Linked DNA regions of Homo sapiens: region 1 is linked to region 2. A link is a loop called in an ENCODE intact Hi-C map of the cell type or tissue named here. Cell type or tissue: GM12878. All regions are shown on one strand. Each heading gives the region's core, and the rest is flanking DNA. Links, peaks and the distances in the headings are about the cores only. Region 1 has its middle 22 kb from the start of LINC02159. Region 2 has its middle 24 kb from the start of MIR146A.

Region 1 (16,700 bases), core at 5,512-9,511, 450 kb after region 2:
AAACTTCCCCACTCTAGATTATCTTTCCATTGGCCTATTAAACAGTCTAGAATAGACATAGAATCTTTTCATAAAGGCATTGTGTCTCCAGGGGTCTCCTATGAAATAGTTAGGACTAGCACACCTAAGGTACGATGAGCCATTAGCTATTGGATCATGGATTAGTTTATCAGGGAACCAATTTTTACCATGAAAATCTGAAAACATAATTTCTTACATAAATGAGAAGTAAAACAGTAAGTTTTGACACATGGACATTTGCAATATATGTCATGTCTAGAGGGAAAGAAGTAGGCAGAATGAGGAGATTTGGGTGGGAATAGTAAGTAATAAAAGAGTAGCAATGAGGGTACTTAATTAAAACATATTTCTTCCTTATTTTAAGGAAGAGGCAAGACTTGATAGAAAAAAAGTGCTAACTCTTTGAGAATCCAACTGTACTTATCTATTTTCGTTTTTTACCAGATACTTTGTGGATGCTTATTATACGCGCGCTTAGTGGGCAAGGCGAGGGAACAATACAAAGAGAGATACAATATTTGGTCTCAGTCTTGTTTGAATTCATAATACAGAAATGGGGGAAACACTTAACTAAAGGAAGCAAAATTGGGCAGAGTTAAATATGAGGGCAGGAAGAAGCATGTTAAGAATGAGGGCAGAAAGGAGAATAATTAGTAAATTCTAATAGTGTCAGCTTTCTGTTTTTGAGGCATCTCTGTGCTGCCTCTGTGATTCTACTTTCTTTTGGGTAGAAAGATATCCTTCCTTCAGAAAAAATGTAAAGTTTGAATTGAACACAAACAGATATTTGTCTCAGTTATGCTGAAAGATGTTTTTTCTTAAATGTGAAGCCATCCTCAACTCACCTTCTCTCTATACTACCCCGTCAGTGACTCGCTTTAGCTGATACTCTGGAAGAAGATTTGCTATCTCCACCATTTCCTATTTCCTTAGGTGGTTGCTCTTTCATTAGATTTCATCCTTTTGGTAAGAAGGGAAATGAATGCTTTTCTGTATTAACCCCAAATGCAAATACCACAGCTAAATTTACTATAACCAGAGTTCAGAATTCAGATTTTTAACCATTTACTACTCTTTGTCCCCCAAAAAAAGCTTCAGATGGAAACATCTAATTCTAGAAGTTCTCAGCTAAATTTTAATGAATCACAACATCTTCTGAGAAAAAGTTATCCATCAATTCTTGTCTCAAGCTGCTGATTTAGCTTTCTTTTATCAATTTGAGTCCTTGGCCAAATTATGCAAGTCTGGAGGTGGTGTTACGTTGCAAGGTATCTTTTATCTTAGCTCTCTGAGCTCTGGTATGTGGAAGAGATCTCATCCAGCTTCAAGGTTTTCTGGAAAAGTCTGTTTCTAAAAAAAAGTACTTGCTTATTTCAAATTAGGATAATGTAGGGCAGGACATAAATGCTGTCTCCATACATTAATCCTTAGTGGATCTCTTTTTTTCTTTCAGGTTGTCTTTTGCTCTCCCAACTCACTCTTCATTTGGGTGTTTGTGTGTGTGTGTGTTTTTTTTTTCCCCAAATCTATTTAAGAAATTGTCATGGGCTTTTTGGGCATTAGGCTCAGGGTTTCTAGAGTTTGGTTTACTATCTCATAGGTAATCCCAGATCACACAGGAGATGAACACACTACTATTACATTCATTAGTGGAAAAATGTATTTCTGTTTAGGAGATCTTTAACTTGCCTCTAAGGGCAGTAGGTGAAAGGGGCTGCGCCATGAGTTAAAAGTGCTATTGTGCTTTATAAAAGATGAGGAATGAGCTGGGCACGGTGGCTCATGCCTGTAATCCCAGCACTTTGAGAGGCCGAGGTGGGCGGATCATGAGGTCAGGAGTTTGAGACCAGACTGACCAACATGGTGAAACCCTGTCTCTACTAAAAACACAAAAATTAGCCAGGCATGGTGGCACATGCCTGTAATCCCAGCTACTCAGGAGGCTGAGGCAGGAGAATCGCTTGAACCCTGGAGGCGAAGTTCCAGTGAGCAGAGATCGTGCCACTGCATTCCAGCCTGGGTGACAGCGTGAGACACCGTCTCAAAAAGAAAAAAAAAAAAGATAAGGAATGAAGTCATATCTTGCTATATTGCCACAGAAGAGCTTGCTCCTCATATTTGCTTTGCAATAAAATCTTGTGTTTTATATAAATATGATTCAATTATGGTGCTTGAATATTAACATTTTATTCCCAAATCTGCTGACAAATCACAAATCATATTAATAAATATCCATGGATCATGTTCTTTTGTTTCCTAGAAAAGTATAAAGAGTAGAGAAAACTCTATAGGGTCAGAGCTTGAGGTGTGGCAGAGGATAAGACTGAATATCTGCAGAGTTAAGCTAGCAATAAATTTGGGTTTACATTCGTAAAGCTTGGTCACAAAATAACCTCAAGAACTTTCAGAGATAAATGATGCTGGGAAAGGATGAAACTAAACTTTCTGGCCCCAATTCAAGCACAAACAAGCTGAGGTGCTGGAGTATTGATAGCAAATGGTGCCTCAAGTAATAGCTAGAATGTTGTAAAAGGCTTTAGAATTTACCAATCATTTGCACATCTATTGTTTTTACCTGGTGCTGTGAGATGGCTGAACCATTATCCCCAATTCCAAGACAGGAGACTATTTTAAAAAATTAATGACTTACTTATATGTACAAAGCTAATAACTCAAAGAATCGGGCCTTAATCCATGTCCATTGACTTCTGGTCCAAAATCCTTTCAGGTACATCTAATCATTCAGGTTTCAGCTTAGGATATTGTTTTGTCTGGTAGACTTTTTTTCCCACCTAAGTCTATATTAGGTACATATCTCTGTGCTCCAAAAAGTACTGTATAATATACCCTATTATATATATAGCCTAGTTTGCATTGCATTGTAATGATCTATTTCCTTGACTTTATTTTCCACTGGACTGTGATCTCCATGAGATAAGTGCCTAGTTTACCATGGTAACACCAACACATGGGGCCTGGAACATGGTAGATGTTCTTCTGTAAGTATTTGCTGAAGTGGACCAAATCCCAACACTTATTTTGTCAAAGTTTGGAGGACAGCAAGAGGCCTGCCATTTAGACTGAGAAGATCCAAGTTTGAGTAAGATGGATGTTCTCAAAGAATGTCAAGTCTCTTGTGCTGCCATCTTGAAAAAATCTCATTATGGATGCCCCAGAGGGGATTCAAAAGTTCTTCCTAACACAGACCATAGTTCTTCTTTGGGAATTGACCCTGTTTATGTCTCAGTTAAAAGGTGTTTCTGCTCAACTGCTAATTGAAACTGGTAAATAAATGAGGGATCCCAAAACATCTTTCAACACACAAAACCTTTCCTGTTGCTCCCTCACCATTGTCCACGACCCTGAAGAAGAGGGGGTACATGTACTTGATTCACTGGAGAAGCTGAGTCTTTTCCCCAAAACAGCCATCCTCTGCCTGGCAGATAATTGTGGTGAAGAGATTGGCAGAAATGCCAGATGATGTCTCATCATCCCCAATAGAAAAGGAACAAACATTAAGCAGAGAAAAACAATACAAATGTCCATTTAAAAGCCATAACCTGGGTGATCCAAAATTGGAAGTGGGATGCAGGACCTCACTCCCCTTTCAAATTTGTAAATTCTACTCCATTTCTGTAAGATTTTCCAATGCAACCAGCCCAGCTAGATTTGGCTGCACTCCCAGGTACAATGCAGAGTCCATCTGTTTGATCCCTCTGTCTGGGATGGGTTTGGAAAATGAGTTGAGTGCATGGGACAATTTCCAGTTAAATGTGGATTTTCTAAAGATATTAAAAATGTGGTTATGGGTCCTGAATTTAATGAGGTCTAGGAGCTAGTGATTCCCACTGTGGGTTCTTTCCCCGAATTTTTTAGTCATACACAGCACTCCTTCACTCCCTTCTTTTTCTTCCTGTCTATAAATTTTCATTGAGTTCCCTCTACATGTCAGATACTGTTCTAAGAGCTCAGACTGTGGTAATGAACAAGCGACATTATGCATCTTAAATTATAGTTGTAGGGATAATAACAAGCCAGTAAACAAACACCACAAATACAGATAGTGATACATATTATGAAAAGATAGATAAAACCGTAATATGATTGTGACCAGGAAATAGAGGACTACTTTCTGTTGAGTGTACAGGAATAACTTATCTATGGGAGAAACATGTGAACTGACACCTCGATAAGAAAAAAATTGCCATATTACAGTCTGGGAGAGGAAGGGAAAGGAGAGTTTTCCAGGCAGATGAATATTCTGAGATAAATGTCCCCAGTGAGCCAGATTTGTTTGTGGAATAAAAAGAAGCAAGCATCTTTGAGCAAGATGCACAATGGTGAAGTAAATAGTACAGATAGAAAGTTGAGGAGGAAACAGGATAGCAGATCATGGAGAGATTTTGGAGGCCATGGAGAATAAGACTTCAAAGTATCATCTTATTTCACCAACACAATAACTGATGATATAGGTGCTATTTATATCTCTATATGTAGAGGGGAAAAGTGAAACTTAGACAGGTGAAATAGCATAGACACCGTCACCTTGCTGTCAAGTGGCAGAGTACAGGTTTGAAACCAGGCAGCCTGGCTGCAGAGCTTGTCCTACTAATTCCAACAGAAATCCAGACATTATCAGAAGTATCTTAGAGTCATACCCTTCCATCTTTCATACCACTCAATTGATCTATGTTCCCATCCCCAACACAGAACACTGGGTACCAGCATGGATGTAGGAGTTAGAGCCACATAAGTTCAACAGAAAAGATCAACTCTGCCTTGACTGCTGTGTAATCTGGGAAATTCGTCTAATTTCTATGCCTTCAGTTTTCTCATCTGCAAAATGAGAGTAATAATAGTACTTTCCTCCCACTTCTTAAAGTATTGTGAGAATAAAGTGAGATCATACCTACCCATGGTAAGTGCTCAGTGAGTTCTTAACTACTAACCAAACCAAATAAAACACCCACCACAAATACTCATTTACCACAGCCCATCTGTCCTTCCTTTGCTCTTTCTCAATGTTATCTGGGTTGCAGACCACTACTACTATCATCTAGACCTCCTGAGTCATCTGGAGATGGGATCCAGAAAGTTGCATTTTAACACACTACTCTGCTGATTCTGATGCAAACCAGAGTTTAAGTTCCCAGATGAATAGACCATAAGCCAAGAAACAGGATCTCTGTACATCTCAGTGTCAGCCTTAGAAATTGCAACTATGTTTGCAGATACATACAGTGTTAGTGTTAAATGGGATCTTGGGTCTCTTGCATGGCATTTTGATGGTAGTACAGCTAGAGTTTTGGTAGCTCATGAATCCTGACCTGCTATTGCATATCTTCCATGTTTCCTTGTTCTCACAATATTTCTGTCTGAATTATATCCAAGGAATAATAGCCAAATGGTATTTCAAGTACAATGTATAATAATTCTCAGTGCACAATTATGGTAAAGCCTAGTTTGATGCACCTGTTTAGGCTCACATATTAATATTTAATTCAAATGTTGACATCTCAGCTTGGGTCTTCAATAGGAATTTTAAATTTAATATACAAAACTAAATTCATTTTCTTTCTTCCAAATCTTCTCCTTCAATAACCAATAACCTTTCCCATTTAGGAAAAAGAATATCTATCCTTCTAGCTGCTAAAACTAAAAACTTAAAGGAATCAGTTTCTCTTCTATTTTCCTCATGACCCATATCAGCAAAATATGTTGGTTTTGTTTTTAAAACATTTCCAAGGTATGGCTTCTCAATACCCCTGATGAACCATCATTATCTCTTGCTTAAGACTGAACCATCATCATCTCTTGCCTAAGATATTGCAAGAGCAACCTAATTGGTTTTTTTGTTTCTGCTCGTACAGTCCAAAAGTTCATTTTCAACAGAGCATCCAGATAATTCTTTGGAAACCTAAATCCAACCAGATTATCTTTGGTAGGCTGAACAATGGCCATAGAAATAAGTCCATGTCCTAACCCCTGGAACCTGTGAATTTTACCTTATATGGAAAAAGAGGCTTTGTAGAAAAAAGTAAGTTAAGAATTAATTTTTTTTTTTTTTTTTTTTTTTTTTTTTTTTTTTTTTTTAGTGACAAGGTCTTGCTCTGTCACCTAGGCTGGAGTGCAGTGGCATGATCATAGCTCATTGTGGCCTCCAACTCCTGGGCTCAAGGGATCCTCCACTTGAGTTGCTGGGACTGCAGACACACACCAGCATGCCTAGTTAATTTTTTTATTTTTATTTTTTGTGGATTCAAGGTCTCTCTATGTTGCCTAGGCTAGTCTTAAACTCCTGGCCTCAAGTAAGCCTCCTGCCTTGGCCTCTCAAAGTGCTGGGATTACAGTGCTGAGCCACTGTACCCAGCCAGCAAGTTAAGAATCTTGAGATGGGGTGATGGGCCTGGATTATCTGTGTAGATCTGATGTAATCACAAAAATGTTAATAAGAGGGATGCTGGAGGAGTCAGATGATAAAGTACTGGGATGAAGGCAGAGATTGGAGTGATGCACTTTGAAGATGGAAGCAGGGCAAAAAGCAAAGGAATATGGGTAGTCACTAAACCCTGAAGAAGGCAAGGAAACAGATTATCTTCTCATAGCCTCTGGAAAAAAAAAAAAAACAGGCTTGCTTACACCTTGATCTCAGCCCAGTGAAGCTGATTTTGGACTTCTGACTTTTAGAACTATAACAGAGTCGATCTGTGGTATTTTAAACTGCTAACCATGTGGTAATTTATGACAAATTTGAAATAGCATCAACAGGAAACTTAGACAACCTGAAATGTCTTTGTTTATTCCCTCTTTCCCTGAGTAAAACCCAAAGCCATCATAGTGACCCAGAAGTCCCATGCAGTTTGCTGCCCTCTGTCTACCTGGTAACTCTGATGTCCCATCCTGTCACTCTTCTCTTGCTCACTCTGTCCAGGCAACTCAGCTTCTTTACTACTCACAGACACACAGAAATGCCTCCTCCTGTTTGCCTTTGCTCTTTTTCATATCTGGATTTTCCTTGTCCCCAAATTGTCACAAGACCAGATCCTGGCTTCTTCAGGTATGATTCGACTGTCATTTTCTCAGTGAGGGCTTTCCTCACCATACAACTTGAAATCAGAACACATCTCCCTTCCCTCCCTGAATTCCCTGGTCCACTTGCCTGTCTAATTTTGTTCCAAAGCACTTACCACCATTTGATGAACTCTAGGTTTTACTTAGTTATTGACTAGAATTATATATATACACAAACATATGTATATGTATATATATATAGTTGGATGGATGTATACCACCTACAATGATGTCTACACATAGTGGGTGCTCAAAATATTTTTGTTAGAAGGAATTGAAAGTGAATGAGACACTAACCCATTGCCACATCCAGAGTGATTTAGCATGCAGGCAGCGTGATGGCAGGGCTCCAAGGAAAACCCTGACTCAGCTAGGTGAGTGTTTCTTGAAGTTTCAGAACAAGAGAGGCAGCTGACAAGTTCTGCCAAGGGCAAGTCCTAATTTGACTTACTGACCAAGCTGTGTGTAGTGTAGGCACGTAGAGAATAGCTGAAGAGGAATTAAGGCCTTTTAATGCAGTGGCCCTATCCATTAATATTCATGGTGCAATTAATTCTTGATCTCTGACCAATTATTCCAGCAGTTTTCCCCTCTCTCTTTTAAAGGAGACCTGGGAAGGGGATGGATAAAAAGAGGTTAAAATGCCTTTCCCCTACACAGAGTTATGTCTGTACGTTTGTTTGTTTTTAGAGTCAGAGTCTTGCTCTGTTGTCCAGGTTGTAGTGCAGTGGTGTGATCATAACTCACTGTAACCTCGAGCTCCTGGGCTCTCCAGCATAGCTAGAACTACAGGTACATGCCATCATGCTAGGCTAATTAAAAACAAAATAATTTGGAGACAGAGTCTTGCTATGTTGCCCAGGGTGGTCTCAAATTCCTGACCTCAAGCCATCCTCCTGGATCACTTGTATTATAGGCATGAGTCACTGTGCCCAGCCCTAGAGTTGTATTTAAACTCTCCAGAAAGCCTCAAGAAAGTGAGTCCACATTTCGAGACTTTCTCTCAATGACAGATGACAATTCATAAGCAAAGTTTGGCTTTCTTTTCAGCATAGGGATGTGTTCCATGCAAATTAAAAGCTTCTCAGCAGTCACCCATTAGTGATGCCATGATCTACTAAATTACACACACAAACACTGCACCACGCAAATGCAAGGGAAATTGACTCCTTTGGCACCCAAACCATGGCTAGGATTCAAAGAAAATGCCTGGCTTAGCAGCTGCAGGAATGGCAAATAGACTGTCTTTACCTGTCAGTTCTAAAGTAACTGCCTGAGGTTCTGAGGTCTCACATCCCAAAGCAGTAGGAGAAAGTGGTGCTGTAAACAATTAGCAATGCTGGCTTTGGGTTTAAGAAAGCCACATGTGTCTCAATCTTGGCTGCTTTGAGTTAGAGATTTTTAGAGACTAAGAGAATAACTTTAGAAATTAAGATTAGCTTAACAAACTAATAAGAAGGCAAAGCACTGTATATTTTATATGCCTTCTTTTCCCTGGATTGTTACCTTGGCTGGTGTCCTACTTTAGCAAGGAACAAAGCAAGGGAGGAATGGGTGAAAGGATCTGGTTGAAGCTGCACGGTTAATATGAGAAACAGCAAAATTTCCCAGGTTGACAGCAACTTTGGTTTATCATTAAGCAACTGCATGTGACACACTGAAGGTCAGGCACTCACAGAGCAGTGCTTTAAGGGTGTGGAATCTTCCATGGGTGAACAAAAACCTATTTTCTTCATCCTGATCTATTATTTCTCACCATGTGAACTATTTATCAGAAAATTGGCTCTCTAACTATCAAATATATGATGGTTATTGATAAGACAAGAAGACAAGACTAAAAGAAAAAAATCAGGCATCCAGAAAAGCGCTCCTCCCCTAATCTCTTCCATTATTGTAGAATAGATTGCTCAATCTGCCGTGCTCTTGAGATTGGCTTTGATTCAGCCTCCTTTGGAGACCTGCTATTCATGTCACAAATATGGGTTTGATGTGTAGCAGATGAGGGTTTTTCAAAACACATGTTCAGTGAAGAGGGTGGTCACAGCTTAAGTGAAATCAACACAGGTTCTTGGCCTGGCTCAGACAAAAGGACCTGGGAGGAAGGATCTCTCCAAGGTCATATAAATATACCCAGTAATAATCTTACACCTTCTCCTCAATGTGCAGGTCTTCAGAAGTCCCTTGCCATGGGGCACTTTGCCTGGTACTCCTGTGATCTGTTGGTGCTTTGGCCTGTTCTGGCATTCTCAAGTATTTTTATAAAATCCTCCTCCAACATCTCTCTGCTTTGAAATTACTTTGTGGATAATCCTGGCACCCGGTCCCATACAATGCTGCTCTTGGAATTGCAAAGCTTCTGGTGGTAGAATTTTTTCCTGCAGTGTTTACCCCTGATGGTGGGGATAGTATTTGCCAGGTAACACTAGGTAGAACAGATGGCCTCCTTTTCTGCCTGGTTCCTGTTTCAATTCAGGTGATCCTCCTTTGTTGTCATGCATGTCGAAAGCCTCTCTTAAGCAATAATCTTTACTTACATTTATTGTTCCTCACTCTGCTTTTCCCTGAAAAAAATTACATGTAATTAAAAAATTTAAATGTATTTCTTTTATAAATTTAAAAGTGCACATAGTAAAATAAATTTGAAAACTGCACAGAAAATCAAGAAATAAAAAAGTCTATTTTCTGTCTACCTCTTCTACTGTGTCTCTTATGAAAGGTAAGCAACACTGATAAACTTTACTGCATACCAATGAGAAGTAAATCTCTACCTATTTCTACCTCTATCTCTATCTCTCTATCTTTATTGACTTTTCTGTATCCATCAGTCCTTTATATAATTCCTATAATTGGGGTAACATCATACATACTCTTCTACAACCAGCTTTTTATTTTTATTAAGAATATGTCAAAGAGAGAGTGTCATATAATCCCATATATTCTTTTAACCCAGTCTTTTTAAAATTTTTTTTTTGGTAGAGATGGGGGTCTCTCTGTTGCCCAGGCTGGTCTCAAAATTCTGGCCTCAAGCAATCCTCCCTCCTCCGCCTCCCAAAGTGCTGAGATTATAGGTGTGAGTCATCACACCTGACCTAACCCAGTCTTTTTTATTGACAATATATTTTGCCTGTTTGAATGCCATATGAATGTTTCAAAATGTGTTTCATTAGGTTATTTCCAGTAAGTATCATTACTTTTGCTCTTACAAACATTGCTGTGATGAGCATCCATGTGATTGGTGCACTTCTGCATAGACCTAATTTTTTTTAATAAGACTTTGCCCCTTTCCTTATGGCCTTAAGTACTTTTCTGGCATCTTACCTCATTTTGTTTTCATAGCATTAACTGTTATGTGACATTACTGATTTATTTCTGCTTATTTCCTATTGCCTCCAAATGAGAATATTCAGTATCACAAAAATAGGCAGTGTTGCCTTATTAAACTCTGTATTACCAGCACTTAGAATAGTACATGACATGTAGTGGGTGCTTAATAAATATCTGTTAATGTTTTTATAAAAATGAACCTCAACATATCTGGTGGAATGAATTTGGCTGAATGTAACCGAAAACTACAATGCAAACCAGCTAAGGCAAAAAGAAAATATATCTCACAAAAACCTGAAGTCTAGAGTTACAGCAGGCTCTAGGCATTTTTGATTGGCGCCTTAATAGTGTCATCAAGGACCCAAATTCTTTCCATCTTTTTATTGTGTCAACTTCAGCATAGGTTTTATTTTATGGAAGGTAACAAACTCAATGATGGCTGTAGGATTTGCATGTCTCACCTCCAGACATGATAATATCCAGAGAATAATGGCTCTCTCTTTCTGTGTTTCTTTTCTAGGGATAATGAATGTATTTGATAGAAGTCTCCAGAATACTGTCTTCTAACATTTTCTTAACTAAGTGAGACTTATGTAAATTTCAGAGGCAATCATTTGCGAAAAACAGAATTACCTGGCCTGGCCTAGACTAATTACCTGGAGTAGAATCAATATTGTGGAGTCATCCATAAACCTCCACACCACTTGAGCTTTGGAGTCAAACTAACAGTCCTGGTACTCTGGAGTTCTAATACTGGCCATGGGGAAGTCATAGTTAGTTATACGGTATAAATGGGACCAAAAAATGGAGGCGGAGGGTTGGAACTATTGGAGCTTTAAGGAGCTGAACTCTTCTGTAATCATGTAAAACATTTTTTGTGTTGTACACAAAAATGCATATCTTCAGACTCTCTTTACTTCAGTGATAATTTTACTAAGTACAGGTTTAGATTTAAATGTAACTAAAATTGGTGGCTTGCTCTAAGGTATTGTGTACTTTTTATTTGAATAGTAGCTCACAGAAATCAGAGGTTGTAACATGGAAGACTTCAGGAACATTCTGTGAGCATGCTGGCAGGACTGTACAACTGAAAAACCAAGATCCTATTGGGTCTACCTCCCCAACATATCACAGAACCACATCATCTCCACTCTTACAAACATAGTTGGAACGCCTTTCATCTTCTGCCTGGACCACTCCTGCCTGGTATTGCTGCCATCTCTCTTGCCTCCTGTCAGTTGTTTCTCCACATAGCCACCAAGAAAACTTTTAAAAACAAAATCATTTAGCATTAGGTATATCTCCTAATGCTATCCCTCCCCGCTCCCCCCGAGTTAATGGGTGCAGCACACCAGCATGGCACATGTATACATATTTAACTAACCTGCACATTGTGCACATGTACCCTAAAACTTAAAGTATAATAATAATAAAATGAAATAAAAAACAAACAAACAAACAAACAAAAAATCAGCATAGCATTCCCTGATTCAAATCCTCACATAGCTTTTTATCTTGCTAAGAGTGAAATGTGCTCTCCCTACCCATATTCCCTCAAGCTCTCCACCACGAAGTGATAGACCATCACTCTTTCCCTTAGGCACTGCACCCTAACCCAGTGGGATGCTCTTCTTTTTCCTTGAAGATGCCAAGTGATTATCATTTTAAGTTCTTTGTGCTGGACTTCCAATTGTCACATAATTGCTTCCTTCGGATTATTCAGGTCTCACCCCCAAAGTCACTACCTCCAGAGGTCTTCCCTGAGCACTGTAGCTAATGTAAGTCTACCCTAACTCCCAGCAACTCTCTATCTCATGTTATATTTTAATTTCTTCATAGTTTTATCACACTATAATATCTTATATATTTATTTGTTTATTTATTTTCAGTCTCTTCCAACCTGATGGTAAACTCTCTTAGGGTAGGGATTCTGTTTAGCACCTTACTCCCAGCACCTAGAACGATGCTTGGCTTAATTCAGATTTGAGTGCTTAATTAATGTTTGCTAACGACACTACCAACGTCTGTTCTTTCACCCTCTTTTTGCATAAGAATTTCACATCATATGTTACATATGGAGGCCCAGAGACTTCACAATGGGCATGGTTAGTTTGGAGAACAGAAAAGAGGGCAGTTACAGGCTTAAGATATTTTGTTAAATATGAAAAGTCCTGTATTGTGAAAGAGTGACTCTAGGGTCAACAGGTTCAGTGGGAAGAAATTAGGGGACTGATATGGTTTGGGTCAGTGTCTCTGCCCAAATCTTATGTCAAATTGTAATCCCCCGTGTTGGAGATGGGGCCTGGTAGGAGGTGACTGGATCATGAGGTGGTTTCTAATGGTTTAGCACCATCCCCCTAGTGCTCTTCTCATGATAGAGTTCTCAAGAGATATGGTTGTTTTAAAAGTGTGTAGCACCTCCCCCCGCCCCCCTTTCCTCCTGCTCTGGCCATGTAAGACGTGCCTGCTTCCCCTTTGCCCTCCACCATGATTGCAAGTTTCCTGAGGCCTCCCCAGCTATGATTCCTGTATAGCCTGCAGAATCATGAGCCAATTAAATCCCTTTTCTTTATAAATTACCCAGTCTCAGGTATATCTTTATAGCAAAGCAAGAATGAACTAATATGAGGACATTTACATACACTGACACAGCCCACAAAAGAGAATCCCAAAATTGCCAGATAAATTTCTCTTCTGAAGGAGTGATGCTTTCTTGCTAAGAGAGATGCCAAGTCAAACTGTAGAATAAATGGTTGGGAAAGAGAGGGTAATTGAAGTGAGAGGGAAAAGAAGCTGCCTTAATGGGAGCAGAGGAGGAATTTTGATAGGGAGGTTGGTGTCGAACAGCTGCACATTGAGAAAAAAGGATGAAAGAAGAAAGAGAATTTCATTATATACAGTTGTAGTCCCTTTATTTGGGTCCCTTCTCATGCTCTTGAGTGTAGAATGAAATTCCTTTCTCATTATTATTGCATACGGACTGTACTTCTTGAGCATGAAGTCCTTTGAGATTGAATCATTATAGAGATTTTAATAACAATACAACTTTAAAACAAGTGACTGAAAATAGGGAAAACTGCCTGATATGTAGTTGTAGCATGTTATTCAAAATTTAAGCAGAAACTCAAAGGCAATTTGCTGGGGACTAAAGTATAGATTAACTTCCAAACTCTGCTCCAATTCTCCCCTGACTGTGTCTACTCTATGGTCAAATAGGAAGTGCTTCTGGAGGTAGAGTGGCAGAAGCCTTTATATTTTATGACACATGGCCTCTTGGATGAAAGTTGGTCCTTTTGAATTTGGAAATGGGTACAGTAATGGCATATTGATTGCATCTATTTTCCCATCTAGAACTTTATGCCAAAATCGCTTGCAGGGTGAAGAAAATGGAGATATCATGGGACTGTGGAGAGATGAGTATGGCATCAGTTCTGGCCAAGTTGGTTGTGTGACATGGGCCAGCCCCTGATCTCTCTGTGCTTTCCCTCCTGACTCCTGAAAGCAGGGTAATGATATTCTCTTTATGTAGAAAAATGATGATCTGGTTTGGAATCTGCTCTTACCTCAGCAAAAACTGAGCCCCTGGAACGAGTTGAGCAGGCAAACAGGTGATGGGCCAGACACAGAAAACTGATGAGGGCACTGGACTGTGAGTTTGTCTGTGTGACCTTGGGAGAGCCCTGTCCCTCTCTGGGCCTCACTGTGTTGATTGTGAACTAAGGGGACTGGTTGAGACACTCTGAAATCACTCTTCCCTCTGATAATTCTGATCAGCAAAGCTGCAGGTCAGTATGTTTTTGCTGTTTCATAATCCTTAGAAAGCTGAGGTTTAGAATCAAATTAGGATACAAAAATAAGGCAGAGGATGGTATCAAGAAAGGAATAAAATAATTAGACAAGAAAGGCATCCATTCTAGTGTGGAAAATTATAAATTTGGTTAGACAATGTAATTTTACAATTGGTCAGGGGGAAGAAATTTTTAGAAGTCTTTCTGGTGAAAGTATTTCTGAAATGTGAAGAACTATGGAAAAGAAATCATTTTCCTTCTTCCTTACTCTTCATAGCTGGTCTGGAAATTTGATCTTCTTTAATGACAGGCACAGCTCTCCAGGATCTGCCCCCATCTGTCTTTTTCTACTTTATCTCCCTATAATCCTTTCTGGTCTTTCATCATTCTGTCTACTTCAGGCTTTTCCTCACAAAAGCTTTGTACTTTGCTATCTTGCAGCCTCTGCTCAAATTTTTGTCTCCTGATGTGTCTTCTCCCTTTGCCTATCTTTCAAAATCCTATACACCCTTTAATCCCGTCTCAAAGGCCCCTTCTTCCCTTCTTTCGTTCTTCTCTCCCTCTATACCCCCCTTTCCCTGTAAGTAACCTTTCTTTTAATTAAAAAAGTAACACTTGTATATGATGTACGATAAAAGCACAAAAGAGCTGTCAGGTAAATGATAAAACTTTTTCACATCCCCCCAGCTCCCCATCCAGAGCGCCCTTCTGCAAGCAGATGTTTATTACTAGTTTTTGAAGTCTCTTCTGTTACTCATAACACTGACTTCCTGGCCATTAGGCCACACTGGCTAGAGGGAGGGTGTAAATCTAATTGAGGGGTGGACAAAGACATCCTAGTCCGCTGTACACACTCATCATACAAGGTGTTCCTCAGGTCCTTATGCTGAGGAGTGTGCCCCCCAGAACAGTCCTGGGGTTTATGAATCACACAGGCTGCTATGTGAATCCACACTCTAGATCTTCCTACTTGTGTACATTGAACACATTGTTTCATCACTTTGGAGACTCTTGTTTTCTTGTCTATAAAATAGGACAAGAATTATACCTTCTTCAGGGAGTTCTTCCCTTTCACCCCCTTCTGGGTTTCTGCAGGACTCTATGTCTACTTCATTATCACAATGGCTCCGTTGAGGGCAGGGGCCATGTGGGTATGTACAGCTTCGTCTTTGAAGACCCTATTGATTCTAGCTCAGTGCCTATTTAGGTGATTAATAAACACTAAATTAAATTCAAAATTGGATCAATCTGGCTCACAAAAGGCAAAGTGTGATTTTTTTGTGGGGGAAGACATGGTGAGCAACCCAATTCTATCACCGAATTGAGGAGTGGCCTCAAGCAAGTCATTTATACATCTCCTATGCTCAAGTTTCTTATCTGTCAAATGTGGGTGGCCATTTCTACTTTACAGGACTTTTGGGAGGAAAAAATGAGAGCAGCACCTGAACTGCTGCAGGACGCAGAGTTCTGTAGCATTACAAATACCTTTCTTACCATTTTTTGTTCTCCCTTTTGCATAAAATTCTTTTTTGCAGGGACACACCATGTTCCTGTTGCTATTCCTACCCCTTCCTCCATTGAAAGCTTACAATCCTCAAGGGCTAGAGAGAAGATAAGAAACTAAGGTCTGTGCAAATATCATGAGAGTTACTTCTTTTCTAAATTCTGACAGTTTAAAACTGCATTGTTGCAACTTTCTGTCCCACTGTCAAATTGACTTGAGTGAGTCATCTCTATGGTAATTACTAGAGAAAGTCTCACGTGATAATTTATTTAACGATGGGATCCACATAGTTCTGCACATGCTTGTTCTAAAATATAGTCAGCAACTGTGCAGCAGGGCGTCAGTCACTGTGATCCATTTGGTGCCACTCAGCATCTTCTGTGCAAGTTCTAACTGCGATGTTTGATTCACTGGTACCTCATTTGATATTCAAGAAGCTTTCATGTGACTGTCCCTCAGGGCAAAACATATTGCGTACTCTCTGACCTCATCCCATGTCTCCATCTCCAAGAACGTATCCTGAGTTGATCTTAATATTAAAAGCAGAGAGAGCAGCCTTGAAATAGAAGTCAGGGAAGGCTGTCAGGCAGGTTTGGTGGTAAAAGTGGGTGGTGAATGTGGAGAGAAGTTTGGAAGGAGGCAACGGTATGTCCAGGTCAGTGGTTCTCAAACATTTTAGGTTCAGGACACTTTGCACTTATAACAATTACTGAGGACTTCCCGAAAGGTTTTCTTTACATAGATTACATCTCTCCATATTTAGCACATGGGAAATTAGAAAAAAAAGTTAAATTTTTGTAAATTTATTTCAAAATAGCAGTAATAAACTCATTACATATTGACATCAAAGAAATGATATCAATACATGTCAGCCTCTGAAAAACTTCATTTTACCCTCAAGAAAAAAAGGAAAGTGAAAAAGGCAATTAATACTGTAGTATTACTACAAAAACAATTTGAGCCAATGAAAAGGGTCTTAGGGACTTCTGAGA
Region 2 (16,700 bases), core at 5,890-9,889:
ATCCAAGAGCTCTCTCATTGCTATGGTAACAGTGGGGGTGGGGGTGGTAACAAGCTAATTGTGTTTATAAACCTCAGCTGGGGCTTGTTTCTGAGCACTTTCTTGAGTTAAAGGTGATTCCAGGATCCTGGTCTCTGCCATGCAACAAATCCTAACTCCTGGGACCAGGATCCTATTTTGAAATTGCTTATATTCCTATCTCTAGATTCTAGCTCCTCATTAGACTCTCTTGAGTAGGGTAGAAATTCCAATATGGGGAAACAGGTGGAGGAAATCTGATGATCAACCCAAACATCTCAGGACAGGAAGCTGCATCTAGAGTAATGAATACTAATTTCAAACCTATATATTGCATTCGGTGGGTAAAAGTGTGAGCGGTAGAAACAGAAGGCTGGATATCATCAACTGAAGAATGAGGAGGTTCATAAATTTGGAAAGGAGAGCTTTATTTCTCATAAAGGATTGCAGCCTGCAGGGTTGCCATTCTGACAGGGTGGGAAGCATAGCCTCTGGTCAGAAGCCCAAAACAGATACTCTGAGGGTGGGGCAAATGGAATAGAAATTTATGCTGAGCAGAGTGGTCGAATATACATATTCAATAAGCTATCAGAGGAATCATGAATATTTATGAAGGAGAAATATGCACACGTGCAATTGAGCTTCATCCCCCTGCTTGTGTCCCATGTACAAAAAATGACGGTGTTAGCATGATCTAAGGGTGGAGTTTTTGGCCCTTTGACATCAAAAGGTGAAGTAGACAGGAACACCCTTACTGTGCATTCTTTGTAGATTGGCCAGAACCACCCTGTGGTCGGTGGTCTCTTATCGGGCAAAAAAGGAGAGGCAGCATTAGGCGGTAGACTGATACCAGTGGTGGAGTCTTTTGAAAGGGCTGTTTTCTTTTTAAAATATTTTTAAATTTATTTTTTTATTTTCAATAGGTTTTTGGGGAACAGGTGGTGTTTGGTTACGTGAATGAGTTCTTTAGTGGTGATTTGTCAGATTTTGGTGCACCCATCACCAAGCAGTGTACCCTGTACCCAATGTGTAGTCTTTTATCCCTCGCCACCCCACCCTTTCCCCGAGTCCCCAAAGTCCAATGTATCATTCTTATGCCTTTTGTTGTTCTCATAGCTTAGCTCCCATATATGAGTGGGAACGACAATGTTTGGTTTTCCATTCCTGAGTTACTTCACTTCATCCAGGTTGCTGCAAGTGCCATTATTTCATTCCCTTTTATGGCTGAGTTGTATTCCATGGTGTGTGTGTGTGTGGCTGTTTGAGTGTGTGTGTATATATATATATACACACACACACCATATTTTCTTTGTCCATTTCTTGTTTGTTGATGGGCATTTGGGCTGGTTCCATATTTTTGCAATTGCAAATTGTGCTGCTATAAACATGTGTGTGCGAGTATCTTTTTCATATAATGACTTCTTTTCCTCTGGGTAGATACCCAGTAGTGAGATTGCTGGATCAGAAGGTAGATCTACTTTTGGTTCTTTAAGGAATCTCCACACTATTTTCCATAGTGGTTGTACATAGTTTACATTCCCACCAACAGTGTAAAAATGTTCCCTTTTCACCGCATCCACACTAACATCTATTATTTTTCTGATTTTTTGATTATGGCCATTCTTGCAAGAGTGAGGTGGTATCTCACTGTGGTTTTGATTTACATTGCCCTGATCATTAGTGATGTTGAGCATTTTTCCATATGCTTCTTGGCCATTTGTATATCTTTTTTTGAGAATTGTCTATTCATGTCCTTAGCCCACTTTTTAATGGGATTGTTTGTTTTTTTCTTGTTAATTTGTTTGAGTTTGTATCAGTCTGTTTTCACGCTGCTGATAAAGACATACCTGAGACTGGGAGGAAAGAGGTTTAATTGATCTTAAAGTTCCACATGGCTGGGGAGGCATCAGAATCATGGCAGGAGGTGAAAGGCACTTCTTACATGGTGGCAGCAAGAGAAAAATGAGGAAGAAGCAAAAGTGGAAACCCCTGATAAACCCATCAGATCTCATGAGACTTATTCACTATCATGAGAATAGCATGGGAAAGACTGGCTCCCATGATTCAATTACCTTTCCCTGGGTCGCTCCCACAACGCGGGGGAATTCTGGGAGATACAATTCAAGTTGAGATTTGGGTGGGTATACAGCCAAACCATATCAGAGTTCTTTGTAGATTCTGGCTATTAGTCCTTTGTAAGATGTATAGATTGCGAAGATTTTCTCGCACTCTGTGGGTTGTCTGTTAGCTCTGCTGATTATTTCTTTTGCTTTGCAGAAGCTCTTTAGATTAATTAAGTCCTATCTATTTATTTTTGTTTTTGTTGCATTTGCTTTTGGGTCCTTGGTCATGAAGTCTGAAAGGGCTACTTTCTGTTAAGCCCTTAGGGAAGAAAGGCTAATGATGGTTAATGAGGGAGGGGGTATAATGATGTGTATCTGAGTCTCCTATCCTGTCATGGCTGAGAACTCAGTCTTCAAGTTTACTCTGGGATCCCCTTGGCCAAGAGATGGTCCATTCAGTCAGTTGGTGGGGAAGGGGGGGGCTTTGAATTTTACTTTTAGTTTATGATATATAGTTGCATGACCTTGAGCAAGTTGCTTTTCTCTGCCTTATTTTCCTTGTCTCTTAAGATGAGACTCACATTAGTTGCTACCTTAGTGGATTGTTTTCGGATTGAGACAATAGCACTGTGCCCAGTACATGTTAAGCACTCAATATATTTAAACTATTATCATTGCTATTGTTGTTTTATCTCAATGAACTTCTAAAGTGCCTCTAAGGAGGGTAGAATAGATATTATTAACCCCATTTTACAGCCTCAGAAACTGAAGCAAAGGATATTTAAGACTCATTATGACATCATACTGCTTCACTATTGCTGGCAGGATAAAACTAGGACTTAGTTTTCCTAACTTCACGTGGACCGGACAAGGGACAGGTTCTGTACGTGTGTTCTAGAAAGGGGGACAGAATTTATTTTTTGAAAAGGCAATATAAGCACATAAGTAAAATTCTGCAAGAAGGTGTGCAGTGAAAAATAAACCTCCTTCCTATCCCCCTCATCTCCAGTTCTTTGGTCCCTTCCTGTTGACAGATCCTGTGCATCTTTCAGGAGCTGTTTCATGCATACACAAGCCTAGTGTGGGTGTGTGTGTGTGTGTGTGTGTGTGTGTGTATCCCAGGGGACTGTTTCTACAAAAGGCCCCTTCCTGCTCCTGTCCCTGATCCAGGTGTGTGTGTGTGGTGTATATGTGTTTGGGGTGTGAGGGGTGTGTCTGTGCGCATGTGTGTGTATGGTGTATGTGTGTGGGGTGTAAGGTGTGTGTGTGTGGTGTATGTGTGTGGGGTGTAAGGGTTGTGTGTGTGTGGGTGTGTGTGTGGAGCCTGTGTGTGTATGTGTGTGTGGGGTGTGAGGGTGTGTGTGTGGGGTGTGAGGGTGTGTGTGTGGGGTGTGAGGTGTGTGTATGTGCACATGTGTGTGTATGGTGTACGTGTGTGTAGGGTGTAAGGTATGTGTGTGGTGTATGTGTATGTGGGGTGTAAGGGGTGTGTGGGGTGTGTGTGTATGTGTGTGGAGTCTGTGTGTGTGTGTGGGGTGTGAGAGGTGTGCGTGTGCGGTGTGCGTATGTGTGTGTGAGGTGTGAGGGGTGTATGTGTGTGTGAGGGGTGTGTGTATGTGTGTGGTATGTGGGGTGTGTGTGTGAGACATGTGTATTTGTGTGTGTGGTGTGTGTGGGGTGTGAGGGGTGGGTGTGGTGTATGTCTGTGTGTGGGGTGTGAAGGGTGTGTGTGTTAGGTGTATGTGTGTGTGGTGTATGTATGTGTGGGGTGTGATGGGTGTGTGTGTGGTGTATGTGTGTGAGGGGTGTGTGTATGTGTGTGGTGTCAGTGTGTGTGTGGTGTCTGTATGTGTGGGGTGTGAGGGGTGTACGTGGGGTGTGTGTGGTGTATTTGTGTATGAGGTGTGAGGGGTGTGTGTGTGTGGTGTGCGTGAGGGGTGTATGTGTATGTGTGCATGTGGTGTGTGTGTGGTTTATGTGTGTGTGGGGTGTGTGTGGGGTGTGAGGGGTGTGTGTGCATGCATGTGTGTGTATGGTGTACTTGTGTGGGATGTGTGTGTGTGGGGTGTGTGTGTGGGGTATGTATGGGTGTGTGGGGTATATGTGTGTGTATGTGTGTGTGGGGTATGTATGGCAGGCCCAGTCCAGTGCTGTTTCCCTGCTTTCTTAGACCCTTTTCTCAGAACCTTGGAGTTCCTGACTGTGTGAGAAGGCATAGGCACGTGGCCTGGTGGTGTGAACACTGGGCCACTGTCCCTTTTCTTCCCCTGGCTTTTATCTCCTTCTTAAGATGCTGTCATTTTCCCAGCGGTCCTGACCTTCCTGGGGAATACTGATGGGGAATCCCAGGTCCCAAACTGCCGACTGTCAGGCCTGGAGCACAGGACAGGTCCCAGGGGTGCAGGTCACAGGCCCAGGGACCCTGTCTCTTTGGCTCTTCCCTTCTCTCCTGGGGCCTCTGCTCACCTGGCTTCTGGGGAAGTGTCAGACGTGTTCAGCTTCAGTAATCCTGCCACTTTCCCAGCCATGAGGAAAAATCTATGTGTTTATTATTATTATTGTTACTACTACTATTTAACATCTAGAAGCTTTTCCCTGACAAACAAAGAGTGGCCTTGGCTGCCTGCTACCTTGGCCAGGAGATAAGGGACAGGGCAGGCTGAGAACACAAGTCCTTTTTGGGGTCTGCTTGGCGTGTGGTGAAGCCAGGGGAAGAGAAGGGACAGTGGCCCAGTGTTAACACCACCAGGCCACCTGCCTGTGCCTTCTCACACAGAGTCAGGAACTCCAAAGTTCTGAGAAAAGGATCTAAGAAAGCAGGGAAACAGCGCTGGCCTGGGCCTGCCATACATACCCCCCCCACACATACACACACACATACCAGCAGTGAAGGCAGTGGAGAAGAGACCACCTCCTGTCAGAGCCAGTCCTCACAAGCGTGTACGCATCACAGTGGAGTTCTGGGCTCCCCGGCTGCTGGTTCCTCCAGCTTCCGCCTCTGGTTTCCCTCTTCCCTGGCCTGGGAACGTAGAAGGGTGCAGGGTGAAAGACTTGGTCTTCTACCGCATGGATTCTCTGAGCTGCCCCAGCAGGACCGTGACTCTCTGAAGCCTGAAACGATTTGAACAGCCCCCTGTCGGGCAGCTCCTCACTGGCTGATGTGGGCTTGAACATGTCAGTCATGGAGAACTCACCACTTCCTGAATCTCTCCATTGCAGTCTTGGATGGTTCTAGAGAGAGGAGCAGAACTGGAATATGTGGCTACAGCTATGTGAATTGACAGCTTCTGGGCTTTGAACCGCAAATTCCTCTTTCACTTAAAAATCCTTTGGGCTCTTGCCCTTTGTGTCTCTAACTCTTGGGACGTTTTTCTTAGGGACAGGCTTCCAGTGTCCCATCTAACACTTGGGTGAGCTGGGCCCGTTGTTCGTGGGAAGGGGTGTAAGTGTAGGGGAAATCCATTTGTCACAAGAGAGAATCAGGTAGGGGAGGGACAAGGTGACTTCTGAGGTTCTGTTCTTATGCATCTGGACTCCCACCTTCCCTCATTCTATGAAGAAGCTGGAGAGTCCGTCATTCTTGGACCTTTCCCTCAGTGCAAGGAAAACAAGTTGGAGAAGTGACAGTGTCCTGGGATGAGCCCAGCAGCTTTCTTTCCTTTCTCACTCAGCCTCTGTCTCTCTCCCCACAACCGTTTCCTGCCTGGGGCGGTACAGCCAGCAGCCAGTGCGCCTGAGCCCTGTTATTTAAAATTCAGCCGTCACCATGGCAACCTGCATCTTGCTCCATTTCAACCAGAGATACAAAGAAGCAGTGAAAGGGAAAGTTTAATAATGTTTTCTTTTTTTTCTTTTTTTATGAATCTCACTGACTGTCCATCTTTTTGTGAAATAGAAATGTTTCATTTTAGTGGCATTATCAAAATGTCATTCGTTTTCAGACCCCGTGGCTTCTGGAGGGTCAAAGTCATCACTTGCTTTCTAGGGCTGCCGCTGTCACCCCGTTTCCCCCTTCAGAATGGATGATGAGTGTTATTCCGCATTTAGGCTTTTTGAAAGATTTGAGGTTGGACTAAGTTTAGAGAGTGTTTATGGCTTTATTCTCCCTTCCCTTTCCCTGGTATCAAATCTCAGAGTCACGGCAAGGTAAAAAAAGCTAGAAGAGTCTTTAAAGATCACTGACTCTGGGGTGCCATTTTTGTTTCAGTGTGTGTAGTACCTCCTCCCCAGCATTCTGAGAGTGCTTCCTCATTACTGTCATGGAGCTTGGCCTCTGGGTGGTGTTTCTGTGATTCATGTGGAGCCAAGAATTTCCCGTAACCACTGTGACTGGCTCATGAATGAGTATACGGCCCAAAAGGTATGGCTGAGCTGCAGTTCTGGGTCTGAGAGAGAGCCTCTTTATTTTTCTGCTGAGGGGATGAAAGCCTGGAGCTGCCAGAGACCCTCACAGAGAAGGAACTTGCCTACAAGTGGAGTGAACACAAAGGGAAGCAGAACTGATGGATGGAGAAGAGAAACCAGGCTTGGATGACGTTGCTTGATATCTTAGATCGAGGCAACCCTGAATCCATGGCTTTGCAGTTTCATGAGCAATATATTCCATTTTTTTACTTTAAGCCAGCTTCAGCTGGGGTTTCTGACAGCAGAACGCCACGACTTTGATGTTACATACCTCAAGCTCCTTCTTTTACAAATGAAAGCATGGAGACCCAGTGCAGGGAGGTAGCATCCAAGGTCACACAGAGAGGCAGCTCTGAAGGTCAGGTCTCCTGGTGTCTTCAAAGCCTTTCTGTCTGCTGTCCTTCGGTCCTCTGTTTTCAGGCAGATTCTGTTACCTTTGCAGGAACAAAAGCTGAGCCTATGGATGCTCATGATCAAAAAGTATAATTACGGTGAAGACCCTTGCTCAGCTACTCATCCCAGGGTGAGGGTGAGCATTTGGGGTGATGTCCAAGGAAAGTGTCCACCCTCGGCTTGTACAAGGAAAGTGCTCACAGTTGGCTCTGCATAGCCCTGTGGACAGACCCTAGGTACACTTTGCCTGTTTTCTTCATTGAGACAAGATCTGTTTGTTCAGTCTGCAAACAAATGTCACACATTCAACCAACACTTACAATTTTATTAATTTAATTGAACAGCATTAATTGAGGGCCTCCTATGTGCTAATCACTGTTTTGGGGGCACAGATTCAATGGTCAATAAAGGGAGGCTCAGTGCCTAAGCTCATGGAGCTTATATAATTTACTGTGGACATGAAAATAACCAGAGATACATAAAACTAAGGACTGTGAAAAAGTCTTATGCTTGGAAATTTCCCCATACCATGAGAGCATAAGACGAGGGCCCATCTCATTTTCAGAGTTGGAAGGAGCCTTGAGCTGATATGGGCAGAAGGAGCAGGAGTTAGATGAGCAAAGGGAGGTGTGGTTGGGGACTAGGGGACTGAACCTTCAAAGCTGGGAAAAGGGGAAGGCAGGACTTTGAATTAATTCATGCCAGTGTTGACAGGGGGCACCATCTGCCAATGTCCTTCTCTTTTGCCACTTTAAGTCTTTCTGTTCCTGCCCTATAGATTCTCTGAGCCCCCTTATTCCCATGACTCCCTAAGTCAGTTATATAATCTATTTTCCAGCCCAGGACCTTGGATGCCTAAGTTAAGATCTGTTTCGTGCTAAAGACTAGATAGTAGCGTTTTTGTGTGTGAGACTAAACATCATTCCCATGATAACGAGGTCTGCTTTTAAAGAGAAAGATGTGGGTTGCCTTTATCCTTCCTGAAAAGTGCTATAACTTCTCAAATCTAACTTCCGTTTGATTTGCTGTCTGCTGGTGAATGTGACTGTAGTAAAGTTTATTGCCACTAGAGGGCAGGAACACCAAGGCAAAGGACTGAGAAGCGTGAGACCAGGGCTATGAAGTCTGCAGGCACACCCAGATAAGCCGATAGGGTTTGCACTGGTGTGGGACGTGTCAAATTCCAAGCCCAAACTCTGCGTGTCTGAATTCAGATACATCGTCTACACACTCAGATGATTTCATTCTGCATACTGTAATCACTATAGATGCTGGTGCCAGCAAAGAAAGAATAAAAAAGGACTTTTGGTGGGGGAGGTTCCTGCTGTTTATAAAACAACGAAATAATGTGTTGAATTTCACCTTAAAGAGTCCTTTAAAATGTTCCCAGGAGTCAGAGGACCCCAATGTTGGTTCTTAATGTGCTGTGTGACCTTGCTTAAGAAATGAAACTCCTCTGGGCCTAAATTGCCCCTTTGTAAAAGGATAACATGGTGATGTGAAAAGACTCTTCTGATTCAAAGAAGAGAAGTGGTAAAGATGATTGAGACTGGAGAACTGCCCACTTAGATGCCTATTTGTGATTTGTGTGATTTCTAATTCTGGGGGCTCTTCATACTGAGGGAGCTTTATTTTCCTGACTCATACATTTTTTTTTTTCATTTCAGCAGTTGAGTATACTTTAACAGAAAGGAATGAAGAGCTAAGGGTGGAATTTTGGCAGGTGGTGAAGGAGGTACTGTTGGTTCTTTCAAATCGCACCATGACAGTCAGTATTCTCTTTGCCTTTGATGAGGATGAGACTGATATGGGAGACTTGGTGAATATCTGTGAGAGTTACGTGTCTCCCTGAAACTCAGATTAAACCCTCCATTATCCTGGAATCCAGAGCCTTATTGTACTAGCTCATGAACCTGTCAGCTTGAGAATAAGTAGGGTGGAAACAGGACTGCTCTGGGAATGAGGGATGATATATAATGTTTTTCCTGCCGCATCATTCTAGAATGATGGACTATCTCTACGAGGCTAGGCCCCAACAAGAGGTGGAGCTTCTGCCTAAAGCCACCATCTTTTTCGAAGAGTGTCCCCCCAGGTGACTAGGTCTCTAAGGACCTAAGCTCCCTTTGGTACTCCTCTTGCTGCCTCAAGCTGGGGAAAGATGGTGGTTTGGGCTCTACCTCCATGTATTTGGGCATGAAACATCATGAAGACAACAAACCAAAACAAAGCAAAACAAGCCACAACACAAATCCTATATAAAAACCTCCTTTCTCTGGCAGTCCCAGTTTCTGGGGTTCACATTCCCAGAGAAGTTAGTCCCAAAAGACAGAGGGAGAGAGGTCAGCAGGAGTGAGATGAGGCTCTGCTTGGATTCCCCTTCCTCTCCAGACCTTTGTGGACCACCCTCCAGCTCTCTGTGGTCTTTCTCTCCCATTCCACAGCTGCCTGATTGACGGTGAAGGGCTGCTCCATGCTGCTGCTGCCATTCTCACTTAGCAAGAGATTATAAATGCCTTCAGTCTCAATTAATATAGATTAGCACCATTTTCCCCCCTCTACAGATTATTTTAATGGAAGTTCATTTTTTTGTCGGGTGGTATCAGCACCACCATTTTTTTTTTTTTTTTTTGTTCTTTTTGAGACAGAGTCTCACTCTTGTTGCCCAGGCTGGAATGCAATGGTGCGATCTCAGCTCACTGCAACCTCCACCTCCTGGGTTCAGGCGATTCTCCTGCCTCAGCCTCCCAAGTAGCTGGGATTATAGGCCAGTGCCACCACGCCCAGCTAATTTGTGTATTTTTAGTAGAGACGGAGTTTCACCATGTTGGCCAGGCTGGTCTCGACCTCCTGACCTCAGGTGGTCCACCCACTTTGGCCTTCCAAAGTGCTGGGACTATAGGCGTGAGCCACCGCGCCCAGCAGCACCACCATTTGTAATGATTGCAGAGTGTTCCGTTGTGACAGCTCCACGATTTCCTTAACCGTCTGCTCCCCACTGATGCTGCGTGGCCTCTCTGCATCTTGTCACGGGTAAAATCACAAGATCTTAGGGATCATCCTCTCTGGACAGGCTTTTCGTTTTACAGAGAAGGGAGATGGCTTTGAGCTGATGGCAGACTAGGACTAGAATCCAGGTTTTTGGATTTCCCACCCGCTGCCCTTTTCACTCTGCCAGGCTTATTGAGTGTAGGCATAAAGGAAAGACAAAGGGACCTCACAATCCTATGTGCTAGACAATTTACAGACAATGAACACAAATGTCCCCTTACACATTTTTGTATTCTCTTCCATGCTTCTACTAGTAAGTGTCCAAAATACTGTCCCCCGCTGATTGCCTGTTGGACACATTTGGTCTGACCCTCCTTCCTGTGCCCCAAAGCAGCATTTAAAACCCCTCCATACCCTTTCCCAGTTCTGTCCCCTCTCTGCATCCCCCAGGGATTAAATTTCCCAAGGGCAATTGCCACACAGAGGCAGCAACCCAGTCACAAGATGGCTAAATATAACTGTGCAGACTGCAAATAAGCCTCCGGGATCATCTGCTCCTTTGTTTAGCTTATTATCCTCCCAAATCAAACTCCAGAGGAGGCTCGCGCATCGTCCATGTTGGGCAGGACCCGTTGGGTGGATGTTTGTGTCCGACAGGAAAAACCAAACAAACGCAACTCTGCTGTGAGCCGAGTCATTCCTCTTCCCCAGTGGAGCAGGACTTGCTTTTTAGATAAAGCCAACAATCCCCAGGTTTTGATTTCCAAAGCAAATCACTGAGAATCACATCAATATTGGGAACAGATGCAACAGTCTGGCCGACCAGCTGTGTGCAGCCGAGCAGCCAGGGATGTGGAACCAGGAACAAAGAGGTGCTGGCACTGGAATGTGCTTCATCTCTGCTGTCTCTGCCTCCCTAAGGGAGAAATGGACCATGTGGTGGGCAGGGGCATCCAGGGTTCTGGGCTGTGCAGGCAAACCAGAACTGGAGATACGGAGACAGTCACCCCCAGAGACACACGTTTGCAGGTGGCAATTCTGATCCATTAGTGATGTCTGATGTGGACCCAGGTCTGGTGTAACAGGCGTGCTCTATATTTCATCTGTGTTTTAGACAAAACCAGTATCAGTACGTAGGATTTCATAGAGGGTAGGGTGGAGCTGGGTCTCCACGAAGCTCCAGGCTTAACTGAAGCCCAAAGCTGTCCCTCAAGGAGGACTGTTTTTTCCCAGAGACTGGAGGTCTACTATGAATCTTGGATGGTAGTGGGGACAAGGAACAGGGAACAACCTGTACTTGGAAAGGACCTGGAGTTTGATTTCTATCATGAAAGGGCACTGATGATGTCCATTGCTCATCAAATGGATACTTTTCAATATTTATCCTAAATAAATCCTTATCAGCACTTGATGCTACTGGCCAGTTCTTCCCTCCATTGGTTGAGATATGATTCTGCCTTTTCTTCTGTCTCTCTTGTCTCTCCTTTGTTTCTCTAGAGGTTCCATCCTCCTCTGCCATTAAATATCAGGATTCCTTCATGCTTGGCCCCAGGCCCACTTCTTCTTCCACCCGGTATTCTTTCTCTGGGCGATCTCTTCCAGCCCATTGCTTCCATTCCCACCCCCATGCATATACTTCTTTTATATCTTGAGCCATGCATACCTCTCAGCTCCAGTGGCCTCTCTGCCACCTTGACTTGGATGTCTCTAACTCACCCTGTTGGAAAATGAGTCTGTGATCTTCCATCTGTGCCTCACCTACCTGAATCTCTTCTAGTGTTTCCAGACTCAGAGGACGACGCCACCATTCACTTAAATAAGCCAGAAATCTCACCTGAATACCTCTCTGTCTGTTTCCATGTCTAATCCATCATCTAGCCTTGAGGATTTTACTTCATATTTATTTTTGAATCTGTCCACTTTTTCCTTTCACAATTACTATCCTAGTTCAAGCTACTATCACTTCTTGCCTGGACTACAAATGGGTCCAAACCTCCTAATTCTTTTTCTTAAATTCATTCCAGCTCCCAAGGTCTTTGTCAAAAGGTAGATTGAATTATCTCTCTCCCTCACCCCTGTGTCTCCACTCTGACACTTGCTTCTAGTTTCCTGTGGTACAGGTTGAGTATCCTTTATCCAAAATGCCTGAGACAAGAGGTGTTTAATATTTCACATTTTTTGGATTTTGGAATATTTGCATTATATACTTACCTGGTTGAACATACCTAATCCAAAAATCTAAAATCTGAAATGCTCCAATGAGCATTTCCTTTGAGTGTCATGTTGCCACGCAACAACTTTCAGATTTCAAAGCATTTTGCATTTTCCCATTTGGGATGCTCAACCTGTACTTCAGGACAGCTAAAACCCTGACATTCACGTGGTGCTCCCACTTTCATAGCACTTTTGCTTTTTGTGATCTCATTTAGTTCTCAACTAGCCCGTGAGTGAGTCACTGTCATCACATTTTAAGGATCTTATCTGTTTTCCTTGAAAACGGTGGCTGAGAGGTGAAGTAGCACTTCTAAGGTCATCCAAGTGATTAGTGAGACAGCCTGATTCTTCTGACTCTTCAAACTAACCTCATTTGTTTTTCCTTGCTAAAAAGAAGATTTTTGATTACATAGATGCTCTTCAGTGTCCCTTCTAGCACTCACAGTCTGTGATTCTGTGGTTTGCAGGGTCCACTGGGAAGCTGCAAAACCATTTCAAAGAGAACTTTACAGGTGAGGTGGAGAGAAAAGGTTCAAAGTCAAATTCATCTTTCTTCAGACTGAGCTTTGGATCTGAAATGCAGGGACAACAGATCAATTCTCTCTCTCTTGTGGCTTCTTCTACTTTGGACTCTCCATGACTGTGAATGGAGTTTGGGTCAGAGCTTGATGGTTACAGGAGAAGGACTGAGGGGTTTTAGTCTTGCTGGGGAAAAGACTGAACTTGGGAGGAATGGAAACCCTCAGTGTTTTGACACAGTGGATAATGAGTACTGAAAACAATCCACTGTGAATGAACCCTTGTGACAACTTGAAATAAAAGCAGGTAAGCCATAGGAATGAAGAATTTGAAGGAAGAAAGAATCAAAGCAATGAACAACCAGTAATTCCAGATTTCCAAATATGATCTGTACAGCTGACATCTGAGAACAGACCAGAAGTTTGTGTATCTAATATAGATTGCTGCATCTTTTGTTAGTATGTATGAATTAAAGACTCTTCAAGCGGCAGAAGATTGCTACTGAACTGAATGAACAAGAAGGATTCTTTTTGATGAGTTGGCCTTTCTCTGTGAACTTTTCATTAGGCTATAAACAAAAATACAGACATTTCCTTATCACAGACATAAATATGATAAATGGCCAATCTATGGACCATGTAGAGCAGAGATGATAAATAAGGTTTATTTCCCATGGTATCTCTGATTGTTTGCTCAGTGTCTTGAATACTAGGAACAGAAAGATGTGAAAGCCAAATGTGGTCTTAGTGGGAAACTGTGTGATAATCGATTAATAATGTCTGTCATGGCTGAGGAGTGACACAGTGGGAGTGCGAGTACTGATCTGGAACAGTGCTACTCAAAGTGTGGTCTGCAGATGGGTTTAAGTGTGCAAAATATGTGTTACCCATGATGAAATGAGTACAGAAATGAAAAATAAGTATTTAGAAACATTTATAGCAATTTGACATTGCTGTCACATCCAAGCATATAATTTTGGTATTTTATAAAGTATTTTTCTGTGATGGGTTGAAAATAAAAATAAAACTCAGCCCTTGACCAGCGGTAGCTTGGAAAGCACTGACGTATAGGACTGTGTTTGGTTCCTGTGAAAGACTTTGAAATGCCCTGGACTTGGGGAGCTTAGGAATGCATTCACAGGGAATCATTCACTGAGCATGGGTGTTTGCCAGTTTTCACCCTTTTACTTGGTGGAAGGATTAAGATAACTACTCAGAGATTGCCAAAAATACCTTCCCTGCCTCTACCTGTTCCCACTTTTGATTTATCCTATAAAGGCTGCATTAAGATGGATTCCTTCCATTAGTGTGTCAGTGAGGCCAACAAAGAGGTTGTGCCATTAAAAGTACTGAAGGGTGATCACAAAGAAGTGCCCAACATCCATGGTTGAACTGGCCCGGGTGGCCACTGGGGTCATGCATTAATTCACCCATTCATTTGCCAGTTCACGCATACTCATTCATTCTGGCATTCAACAACTCTTTTTGGAATGCCAGCAATGTGTGTCACAGTGCGAGGTACTGGGGATATGATGATGACCAAGAGAGACAGGTTCTTTGCCTTCATGAAAATGACAGTCTAGGAGGGGAGACAGATATTAAATCAATAATGTATATAAGTAGTGATATAAATCCTGGTAGGTGCTCCAGTGGGGAAGCATTGGTTGCTCTGAGATCAGTTAGCGGGGGTCTTATCTTAGCCAGGGCATCTTGGAAGGGCCCCTGAAGTGACAGTCTGTCAGTGTGCCTCGTCCATGGTGAGTGACCAGAGAAAAAAGACTGGATGGTCGGGTGGGAGGAGGGAGAGCATCGGGATAAATAGCTAAGCATGTGGGGCTTAATACCTAGGTGATAGGTTGTTAGGTGAGGTAAAACACCATGGCACATGTTTACCTATGTAACAAACCTGCACATCCTGCACATATATCACGGAACCTAGAATAAAATAAAATAAACTTTTTTAAAAAAGAAGAAAAAAAAAAAAACTCGAGATGATCCTGGAGAGGTGGACAAGGGAATGATGGTGCCAGACCTTGCAGGCTGCAGGAGGAGTGGTAGGGAGCCCGATGAAGTCACAAGTATGGTGCAGGCATGGTCCCTGCTCTCAGAGGCCATCAGTCTGGGAGAAAGTTACCTAAGCAAGTAGCTGTGATATAATGTGATCTGGGTTTTACAAAGGTGCACATACAGGAGGGAAACAATAAGGTTAGGGAACAGAAATGATTTAACAAAAGAAATTTCACCTTGTCACTCTCCTGCTTGGAACGCTTTTGCAGCTGCATGTTGTTTTTGGAATACAGACCCAATCTTTTCACGAGGCCTGCACATCACCCCCACCCTCCCCCAGGGATGCTTCTTTCATCAGGCTCTTCTACAGCTTTCTCTGCTCCCACTGTCCTAATTGGTCCTTCTTTTTAAATTTTTTTAATTTTAAAAATTATTATTATTATTTTTTCTCATCCTGTCTTATGGTGCTGATTGATTGGTCTTTTTTTTTTTAGACGGAGTCTGGCTCTGTCGCCAGCCTGGAGTGCAGCAGTGTGATCTCGGCTCACTGCAACCTCTGCCTCCCGGGTTCAAATGATTCTCCTGTCTCAGCATCCTGAGAAGCTGGGATTACAGGTGCGTGTAACCAAGCCTGGCTAATTTTTGTATTTTTAGTAAAGATGAGGTTTCACCATGTTGGCCAGGATGGTCTCGATCTCTTAACCTTGTGATCCAACCGCCTCGGCCTCCCAAAGTGCTGAGATTACAGACGTGAGCCACCACACCCGGCCTGATTGGTCTTTCTTTAGGACTCCAGGTACCACACATTTTCTTCCTATCTTGTGGCCTTTGTACATGTTATTTGTTTGTTTGGAATGTTCTCTTTATGCCCCCACTCTGCCCTTGTTTGTCTCTATAATTCTCTAGTTTTCCATGTCTTAGTTTAAATATCCCTAGCTCCCTAGAGAACCCTGTACTTCTCCCTCACAGTGCTTAGAACAAGTATAATTATTTATTTGCATGATTGATTTAATGTCTATCTCCCCTGATGCAGTAAGTACTTGATGCATATTGAATGAGTGAATGAGGAGACAGCTGGCCTGGCCTGAGGGAGTTAGCAGTACTGGTGTGAGAGACAGTGGATATGGGGTGTGGCTAGGGCCAGGCATGGAGAATGGGGTACGACAAGTCCCAGAACACAGCCATTCCCTCTCCATTGACTTTTCGTCTCTCCCAAGCATGTGTGAACTGAGCCGCAACATGACGGGAGCCTCTGAAAGGACACTTTCAAGGGATTAGCAATGCCAGTCCTTAGCTCTTTAGGGAAAGCAAACATCCAGGGTTGATAAGCTGTGCTTAGTCCTATCTCTTTGAATTATAGGAAAATCCTTCAACCTTAAAATTGCTCGGGGCCAAAGAGCCTCTTTTGGAATATGTTGCTCTGCAGGATGACACACATGCTGGAAGGCTGGTAGCTGGGACAGTGGTCAGGCATGGCTGGCCTCCCTCTCATTCTCCTCTATCTTGAATGGATAAGGCCTTACTGGCCTTAAGGCTTTGTTTAAGAACCAGGATGCACAGTGTCTGTAAACATTCCTGTGTTAGTCATCTAATGCTGTGTAACAGCTTATTCCAAAATTTAGGTGCTTAAAATCATCATTTAATAGCTCTTACAGTTTCTGCAGGTCAGGAATTCAGAGTGCCGGGGGCAGGACTTGTCTCTGTCCCACAGTGCCTGGGGCCTCTGTGGCTTGAATGCTGGGTGCTTGGAATCCTCTTCAGGCTTCATCACTGATGGATCTGGCGGTCAATGCTGTTGCTGGCTGGGGGCCTCAATGGCCTGTTGGCCAGAACACCTAAGTGCGGCTTCTGTGTGTGCCTGGGCTTCCTCACAACATGGTGGTTGGATCCCAAGGACAAGCATCTCAAGGAAGAGCCAAGTGAAAGCCATGTCCTTTTTAGAACCTAGTTCTGGAAGACACGCAGCCTCCCTTTTGCCCTGTTTTATTTGTTAGAAAGGAATCACCAAATCCTCCCCATATTCAAAGGGAGAGGAAATTAGAATCCACCTTTTACAGGCATGTTTTAAATATGCCACATTCCTTTAAACAAAAGC

What was found. Peaks named below come from ENCODE experiments on the same cell type or tissue, not always from the same donor. Only the 100,000 strongest peaks of a DNase experiment are listed, where the experiment ranks them.
Region 1: a loop joins it to region 2, with 2.5 times the contacts of the local background. A loop is called at or near these places in 1 of 110 quality-filtered maps.

Annotation. Positions count from the first base shown.
Region 1 is chr5:160,952,509-160,969,208 of GRCh38, forward strand. No RefSeq gene overlaps it. Among named protein-coding and RNA genes, the nearest start is that of LINC02159, 22 kb to the left of the region's middle. In GM12878, for the core only: no CTCF peak of the experiment used is centred there; a DNase peak (open chromatin) is centred at 7,453.
Region 2 is chr5:160,501,009-160,517,708 of GRCh38, forward strand. No RefSeq gene overlaps it. Among named protein-coding and RNA genes, the nearest start is that of MIR146A, 24 kb to the left of the region's middle. RefSeq lists enhancers at 3,850-4,687, 5,169-5,228, 7,816-7,895 and a silencer at 5,801-5,850. In GM12878, for the core only: a CTCF peak has its summit at 7,948 (motif pointing right); a DNase peak (open chromatin) is centred at 7,973.